Linked DNA regions of Homo sapiens: all the other regions are linked to region 1. Evidence: chromatin contacts called from ENCODE Hi-C or POLR2A ChIA-PET data. All regions are on one chromosome and are shown on one strand. Each heading gives the region's core, a stretch centred on a gene start or an enhancer-like site at or near the end of the contact. The rest is flanking DNA. Distances are from core to core; before and after follow the strand shown.

Region 1 (2,700 bases), core at 73-2,572:
TAGTAGTCATTCTGTATGTTAACATTAAAATGTTTGTGTACTTCTTTAAAGGAGAGTTCTTTAACTGATTTTCATTTAAAGTAAAATTTAAATTTTACTCTAGAAATTATTTTAGTCTCTTTCAAAGAAAACAATACATTTGCATTTGCCTCTTTTGTTTTAGGTAGTTCAACTTATCAGCAATGAGATACTACCTTATGCCAATTTTATTCCTAAGGAATTTGTTGGTCAAATAATGACAATGCTTAACAAGGGCTCAATACATTCTCAGTCATCTTCATTTACAGGTATGTTAATTTTTTTAAGTATTAAAAAGTATTGAAGTACTTTTGAAGAAACTGTCAGTAGAAATGTTTAATCCTATGATTTTGGTAATGTAAACTGGAGAATGGTAAGGTGATTTTTAGGATTGTAATATAGAACTAAGCTTTATGAGGAGAAATGTTATGACATGACTATTCTGTGGAATAGAATGTTTTTATTCCATGTTTCTATTCTGTGAAATACTGTGTTTCTGATCATATATCAGAAACACTGAACTAAATTTTTTAAATATCATAACTGCAAACTGTGAAGAATTAAATTGCAAAGCACTTTATGGAATCCATGGATGTCACTGCAGGCTGACAGAAGTTACCAGTTTTGTGAAGTCATAGATTGGAAAGGAATATAAAAATATGAATGTATATTCTGCCACTTAGCAGTCAATTAACTTTTGAGTCTCAGTTTTGTAATCTTTAAAATGGAGATATTAATACCATCTTCTCAGGACTATAAATTACAGAGTTCATTTAAAAAAATAAGATGCCTCAACATTTTTTAAGGGAATTAACATTTACTCAGTGCCAACTATGTACAAGATACTATGCTAGAATGTTATATTATTTCTCACAACATTTCTGTGAGGATAGGTAAGACCATATTACAGGAAAGAAAATTGATTTAGAAAGGTTGAAAAAATTGCTCACAATCTTAGGGCTAGAGGCCAAATTCATGCTTAAAAAGAACTACATGCTTCTTTTCATTATATCATGCTGCCTTAATTGGGAACTGATATATAAATTACTGTTTGTTATTAATTCTCTTTTTGTAAACCTGAGCTCAAGTCTTAAACTGTGGCATCAGCCAGGTGCAGTGATTCATGCCCATAATCCTAGTGTTCTGGGATCGCTAGGTGGGATCCCAAGGTGGGAGGATCGCTTGAGGCCAGTAGTTTGAGACCAGCCTGGGCAGCACAGTGAGACTGCCTCTGTCTCTACAAAAGATTTTAAAATTAGCTGGGCATGGTGACACATGCCTGTAGTCCTAGATACTCGGGTGGCTGAAGTGGGATGGCTTGAGCCCAGGAGGCCGAGGTGACGGAGTTATGATTGTACCACTGCATTTTAGAGTGCACTCTGGGCAACAGAGCAAGACTCTTGTCTCATATATATGTATATATGATTTAAAAACTACATTTTGGGAGGCCGAGACGGGCAGATCACTTAAGGTCAGGAGTTCAAGACCAGCCTGGCCAACACGGTGAAACCCTGTCTCCACTAAAAATAATTAGCCAGGTGTGATGGCATTTGTCTGTTATCCCAGCTACACAGGAGGCTGAGGCAGGAAAATTGCTTGATTCGGGAAGCGGAGGTTGCAGTGAGCCAGGATCACACTACTGCACTCCAGCCTGGGCGACAGAGCGAGACTGTCTCAAAAACAAAAAAGAAAAAAGAAACTGTAAATTTGTGCCATGCAGATCCTTAATCCTCAGAATTTACTAGAGCCTTAACTAGCTTCTCCTATTTTGTGCTGAGCATTTTAAAGAGCATTTATGTGTACAGTTTGACCACTAGATGTCTCTCATACTGCTCACTTCACATACTAGTTCTTTTTTCTAGCCCAAACAGTTTTTAAAACTGGCCTGGTAAAGTGTGGGTTTAGCAAACATGAGAATCTCGGGGAAAATTTTAAACCCCGCTTATCTTAATGTAGCCAACTTTTTATTATTAAGAGTATGTGAAAATATTTAACTTTTAATAAAATACACATTAAGAACAATATTCACAATTAGGTATAAATGTCCAAAGTTAAATAAGGGCTATTGAGTTACCAAGTATACTTTTACTGGCAGTTTTCTGATAATATATCTTGCTATGTATAGTATTAAATTTACCAAGACAAGAAAGGTGCATGGACATTCTTTCAGTGACTTTGCCATATGACACATGTCTTCTCAGCACTAACTTGGAGTTTTCCAACACCTGGGAAGCTTCACGTGAGAGTCCTTCACCACCACAACAATGCTCCTGCTCATTCCTCTCATCAGACAAGGGCAATTTTGTAAGAGTTTCAGTGGGAAATCATTAGGCATCCACTTTACAGTTGTAATTTGGCTCTTTTTGTTTTCTTTTTGTTTCGGATCTTAAAATACCATTGAAGGACAGCCTTTTTCTTCAGTCAATAATGTAAAAAAGACAGCATTGACATGGTTAAATTCCCAGGACCTCAGTTTTTTACAGATAAACTAAATGGCTGGTATCATCGCTTACAAAAGTGTCTTGAACTTGATTGAGCTTATGTTGAAAAATAAAGTTTGTAGTTTTCATTAAAAAAAAAAAACTTAGAGTTTTCCTTAAACATATACATACAAAACTTTTATTTGCTAAACAAGGCCAACCTGTAAACACAGAGGTTCCAGTGATGATTGGCCTTTTGCTT
Region 2 (2,700 bases), core at 149-2,648, 130 kb after region 1:
GTCTCTACAAAATACACAAAAATTAGCAGGGTGTGGTGTCACACACCTGTAGTACCAGCTACTCAAGAGGCTGAGGTGGGAGATCACTTGAGCCCGGGAGGTTGAGGCTGCAGTGAGCCATGGTCATGTGACCGCCTTCCAGCCTGAGTGACAGAGTGAGACCCTGTCTTTAAAAAAAACAAAAAAAACAAACCAAAACAAAAAACTCTTTGCTGTTGGGATGCTGAGTTACAGAGAGCTCCTTGCACCACACCATTCCCAACTATACCCACGCTCTTCTACTATGTAGACCACAGCACCATGCCGTAGAACTTTCTGTGATGATGGAGACGTTCTATATCTGCATGGTCCAATTCAGCAGCCACTAGCCACATGTGGCTACTGAGCAACTGAGATGTGGCTAGGGCAACTCGGGAAATAAATTTTTAATTTTATGTAATTTAGCTAATTTAAATGGCCACATGTGGCTAGTGGCTACTGTGCTCGAGAGCACAGAGAATGGAAATTTCTCTTTGCCTCAATAAAAGTAGAAAGTGCTGAAAGGAGAAAATGGGCTAACTCCACTCTGCTCCCAGTGGAAAATCCCCTATTTGCTCATAGTTTTAAGGGAAACAGAGGAGGGAAAATTATCGTGATGTATCATCAAGTTAGAATTATAAAAAGTTAGGGGCTCTAAGGGACAAAATAAAACACTGCCATCTCTGGAATCTTTCTAATGGGATCTGTCTTTTCCAGCAGCTCTAAAAGCAGAGCAAAGCCTACCCCCTGCCGCCACCACACTTAGAGGTTCGCAGCAATGGTCAGAGGAAGTATTTACGAGAGACCTAGGCCAGGATCTGCCCAAGGCCCCAGAAGCTTGGCAGAGCAAAGTACACAAGGTGCCTATCGCCAAAACAGGACTCTCTTTACCAAGTCAAGCATGTGATCTCAAGTTACCAGTCCAGCCTGCCCCTGAAATGAGACCATCATAACGTTAGAAAGGCTTTGCTTAAAGGAAGAATTCTGGTATACTTTGCTCATGACCAGAACCATCTGGAAGCAATCTAGCATTCACAAGATGGACTTTTCTTCTTTGGCCCTTGCTCTCTCTACAAATCCCATCAGCCCAGGAACAGCTGCTGGAGAATCTGGCCTGGCGCCAGGGGTGAAGTTTCAGCCCCCTCCCACACACATGTCCCTCTGGGTCCCTGGCTTGCTTGCCACCCCAGGTGGCTGGACATGGCACGAAGTACGCTGATCCTACTTGAGAAAGCGGAATAGCCAGTGGTCACAGGAGCAGAGACTTGGTGCCACAAAGCGAGCTGTGAGAAACTGCTGTTTCAACTCGGTAACATAGACACTTGCCAGTAAATTATGGCCTGAGACATCTCAGAGGGCTGCGGGTCGGGATACACTGCTCTCAAGGCAACACAATGCCAGCTACAGTGTGCATCCTGCAACAGCAGCTCAACACAAAGGGATGGGGAGGATGGGCCCCAGCTTGGGGATTCTGGCACCGGGACCAATGACACCATGCGCAGGAGGTGAGAGCCAAGGGGGTGATAGGGAGAGCAAGGGAAGACTCCATCAGGAATGAACTCAGCACTGGGGGCACTGCGAAGAGAATGGCTTTGTAAATCTAGCCACTGTGCAAACTATCTGAGGAGAGGGGGAAGGGGAGGTGGGGGAGCCAGGGAAGAGGCCAACTGCATTATGAAGGTCCTGGTGACAATAACCTTTTGTCCTCAAAACAATTTGAGCCTGCCAAGCTGCTCCACAGTCTCCGTGAAAGCATGAGGGTGGGAAAAAAAAGGATCCCCATTAAGAGGCAACAGACTCATCCTTAATTATGAGACAAGCCTTCCCAGAGCTGACATCCTCTCCCACACTTCCTCCTGCAGCAGACACACCACTGAGTGCCGGCGTGGTGCTCCTCTAATGAGAGCAGGCAATTTTTCTAAGAACTGGTCCTTTTGGGATCTTCCCCAGAACCCCCACCCCCAAATGACACAAGCTCTTAGTGAGAAGTGTGAAGCATCAGTTTAATTTGAGCAATGGTCTACAGGGTCAGACTGGGGACTAGAAAAGGGACGGCCTCAGCAGTCCTAAAATGCTTCATTCCATCCTCTTGACCCTATAGGATCGTCAAGACACCAGTCCTGGTGGACAGAGGGCCCCTGCTTAAATGTACACCGAAGCTCGAAACTGAATGATCATGTCTAATTATCCTAAAGAAAAGCTGACTGGCACACTGTATTAGAAAGAACCCCAACAAAAAGTCAGAAACCTGGATTCTAGTCCTTATTCTGACACATTTGCATCAGCTGTGTGCAAGCTGTGTCAGAAGCTGAGCAAACCACCTAATACCTCTAGGCCTCAATTTGCTCACCTGCAAAATGGGAGTAAGGGGGGGTCATTCCACATTTGGCAGTTTAGCACCTTAGTAAGCACCACACACTCTGAAGTTACGCTGCCTGGATTCATATCCCACTTTCTCCTCTTACGAGTTATGTAACCTTGAGCAACTTAGCTCTGTGCCTCAGTTTCCTCATCTGTAAAATGTACCTAGTTCACAGGACTGTTTTAAGCGTTAGGTATGAGGAATTAGGTAAAGCTCTCATCATAGTGTCTGGCCCTTAGCTCTTCCAATAATTGTCAGCCCCATTACCATGATGATTAGTGGAAGATGAGGAAGAAAAAAAATTCCACAACTAGGCATTT
Region 3 (2,700 bases), core at 96-2,595, 150 kb after region 1:
CTGATGACATTTCACCACAAAAGAAGTGAAAATGGCCTGTTCCTGCCTTAACTGATGACATGGTCTTGTGAAATTCCTTCTCCTGGCTCATCCTGGCTCAAAAGCTCCCCTACTGAGCACCCTGTGACCCCCACTCTGCCCGCCAGAGAACAACCCCCCTTTGACTGTAATTTTCCTTTACCTACCCGAATCCTATAAAACGGCCCCACCCCTATCTCCCTTTGCTGACTCTCTTTTCGGACTCAGCCCACCTGCATCCAGGTGAAATAAACAGCTTTATTGCTCACACAAAGCCTGTTTGGTGGTCTCTTCACATGGAGGCACATGGAAGTTTCCCGTTTAAGCTGTTACAAACAGTGCTGCTATGCACGCTCTGGTCTTTGGGTAAACATTCATACGCATTTCTGTTAGGTACACACTTAGGAGTAACACTGCTGGACCACAGCACTTTCAACTTCAGGGAGACTGCCAAACTCTTTTTCAAAGGAGTTGTTCCAATTTCCACCCTCATCAGCAGAATGTGGAAAATAAGAATACTCATGTGTTAAATAAGATAAATGAGATGGCAGATTCCACGACAGAAAATCTTTTGTAAAGTTCTCTGACTAAAACTAGAATCCTCTACCTAAAACTTATACATTAATTAATTTTTTAAATGTTCAGACCTCACAGCATTTGAGAGAAAGTAATCAAAATACGAATTTTCCGTGTACAATACAAAACTTTTTTTTTTTAATTGAGTAATCTCTCCTTTTTCTTGCCCTTAGAAGGGGAAAATCTCCTCAGATTATATGAGAAGAGGATTGGAAGCCTTGCAATTCAAGATGATTTATCAAGATAGAAAGTCTAAGGTCAAGAATGAAATGAAATTAATAATGTCAGCCAAACCACTGGTGATCACTAACAGTCACGCTAACAGTCAAATGAGACAGCTTTTCCAGAGCCAAGGCTGGCTGCCTGATTTACAGTGCAGGAATAGAATATTTTGGTTTGGGTTAGAAAAAATGTGAAATGGCTGAGACCCAAATATGTATAGGTTGGATTCTTTCATAAAGAACTCTGTTCTTAATTTGTTGTCAAAAATCTCAAAGTAACAAGAACCGAGCTTGTATATATAAGCTATTACAGAACTGAATACGAATAAAATTCTGCCTGGTTTATGAAGATTTTAAGAGAAGTTCACATTTAAATTTCTACGTGATCCAGGGGACCTATTGTAAACAGAAAAAAATGCCACAATAGCTTCTAGTCTGCCATTTTATAATTAGAAAATTTGAACCTCATATGCCATTTTATGAAAGGAGGTTAAATGAGGAAGTAGGTGGGACTGGAGTGGATTTTTTTATGACTCAGACATTCTCCCAGGGAGCAAAACACGGAGATATTGAAACTGTCTCTTTCTGAATAAAGCCAGGCTTGCTGGCTTTAGCCACCTGCTCTCAAGGTTAGGTGGGATGCCAAGGTGGTGCACCTGTCATTTTGACCCACCAGCACGCTTGAACCTCCCCACTTATAGCCTCCTGTCTTCAAAGCAGGTTCAGGCTTAAGGAATACTTTTCTGCAGACAACTCTTGAGCAGGAAAAATCCCAGAGAGCCAAGCAGCACCAGGGAAACAGCAGACAAACAGAACCCGGCTCGGCGTTGAGAGCTGGGGGTAGTTCCAAGGACATTGCAAGAAATCACCTCAGATAATGTTGCACTTGTGTTCATCAAATATGTACTTGAAACCCACGTTCATCTCTTCTATACATTGCCCTTGATGAAAAACAGCTGCAAACTTGGATTATTCTGCAAGGACAGAAGTATGTTATTTGAAGATATGATGACACCGGCACGACTTAATGTAATCAAGTCAGAGTTTATAAATATGTACCGGCAGAATGGAGGGAAAACCATCACTCTCATACCTCAGGGCTATGGATGTCTCCTGAGGGAGATCCATTTCTGGCTGTGACCTGAAGCAAAGGTAGGGGTGATTTCCTTGAGGCCACAGTATCAGAACAGTAAAATCTGTTGTGAAATGTCCATCAACCAGACACCCTTCCCTCCTATCTGAGCCTTGACTCCACCAAAACATTCTGTCCAGCTTGGTGAAGCCCCTTAAATATTTTATTTCAATCACCATGGAGACCTTAGAAACAAAACCCAGCAACAGAAGAGCAAGGGTTAGTCACGACTGCAGATCATCAGCTCTCCCTGGTGCTGAGGCAGGAGTGCCCGTCCCTTGAACTCCTCATCACACACCTGCCACATTCCGTGTGAACATGTCAAACCCTCAAGCCTGCTCAATTAATCACCCTGCCTGAGAATCTATGAAACAAAGTTCACATTACCCAGAGAGCCACATGAAGGGCCCTCTGAGGTCAGAATGCAAGACCAAACAAAATTAATGTGCCTGCCACATCCATCATCTTGTAATCTGCTTCCAGTTCCATAATCCCCGAATGTCCAGACTGTGCATACCAAGAACACTGAACATTCCTCTTTGATGTGGATCAAAATGGTTCATGTAGAAAGGACTCTGACCACCTTCTTCACTAGCAAGAAAAGCATTTACCATTTCTACAAGTCAAACAGACCTGGGACTGCAGACATCTGCTCAATGCAAGTGGCTAGGGACCCAGAAGTTTTTTTTTGTTTTCGGTTTTTTTTTTTTTTGAGACAGAGTCTCTCTCTGTCACCCAGGCTGGAGTGCAGTG

What was found. A loop is a pair of places that touch in the nucleus more often than their neighbours do. ChIA-PET counts read pairs that join two places held with the same protein, here RNA polymerase II (POLR2A). Pooled maps may share reads with other maps.
Region 2: a loop to region 1 is called in a map of CD4-positive, alpha-beta T cell, with 2.0 times the contacts of the local background. The contact joins two enhancer-like sites. A Hi-C loop is called at or near these places in 1 of 168 maps with a recorded cell type or tissue (CD4-positive, alpha-beta T cell) and 1 of 50 pooled maps. POLR2A ChIA-PET finds 5 or more read pairs at or near these places in 3 of 52 experiments (H1, HEK293 and WTC11).
Region 3: a loop to region 1 is called in a pooled map, with 2.7 times the contacts of the local background. The contact joins two enhancer-like sites. A Hi-C loop is called at or near these places in 3 of 50 pooled maps. POLR2A ChIA-PET finds 5 or more read pairs at or near these places in 3 of 52 experiments (B cell, H1 and HEK293).

The regions. Positions count from the first base shown.
Region 1 is chr12:62,580,134-62,582,833 of GRCh38, forward strand. MON2 (MON2 regulator of endosome-to-Golgi trafficking) reads left to right here. Exons shown (of 35, transcript NM_015026.3): 32 at 164-287. Among named protein-coding and RNA genes, the nearest start is that of MIRLET7IHG, 21 kb to the right of the region's middle. Within about 2 kb of position 1,323, at least 2 of the 41 ENCODE cell types and tissues checked have a DNase peak (open chromatin) inside an H3K27ac peak, as active enhancers do.
Region 2 is chr12:62,713,798-62,716,497 of GRCh38, forward strand. The region is part of intron 6 of PPM1H (protein phosphatase, Mg2+/Mn2+ dependent 1H); the gene reads right to left. Among named protein-coding and RNA genes, the nearest start is that of MIRLET7I, 110 kb to the left of the region's middle. Within about 2 kb of position 1,399, at least 8 of the 41 ENCODE cell types and tissues checked have a DNase peak (open chromatin) inside an H3K27ac peak, as active enhancers do.
Region 3 is chr12:62,729,931-62,732,630 of GRCh38, forward strand. The region is part of intron 5 of PPM1H (protein phosphatase, Mg2+/Mn2+ dependent 1H); the gene reads right to left. Among named protein-coding and RNA genes, the nearest start is that of MIRLET7I, 130 kb to the left of the region's middle. Within about 2 kb of position 1,346, at least 10 of the 41 ENCODE cell types and tissues checked have a DNase peak (open chromatin) inside an H3K27ac peak, as active enhancers do.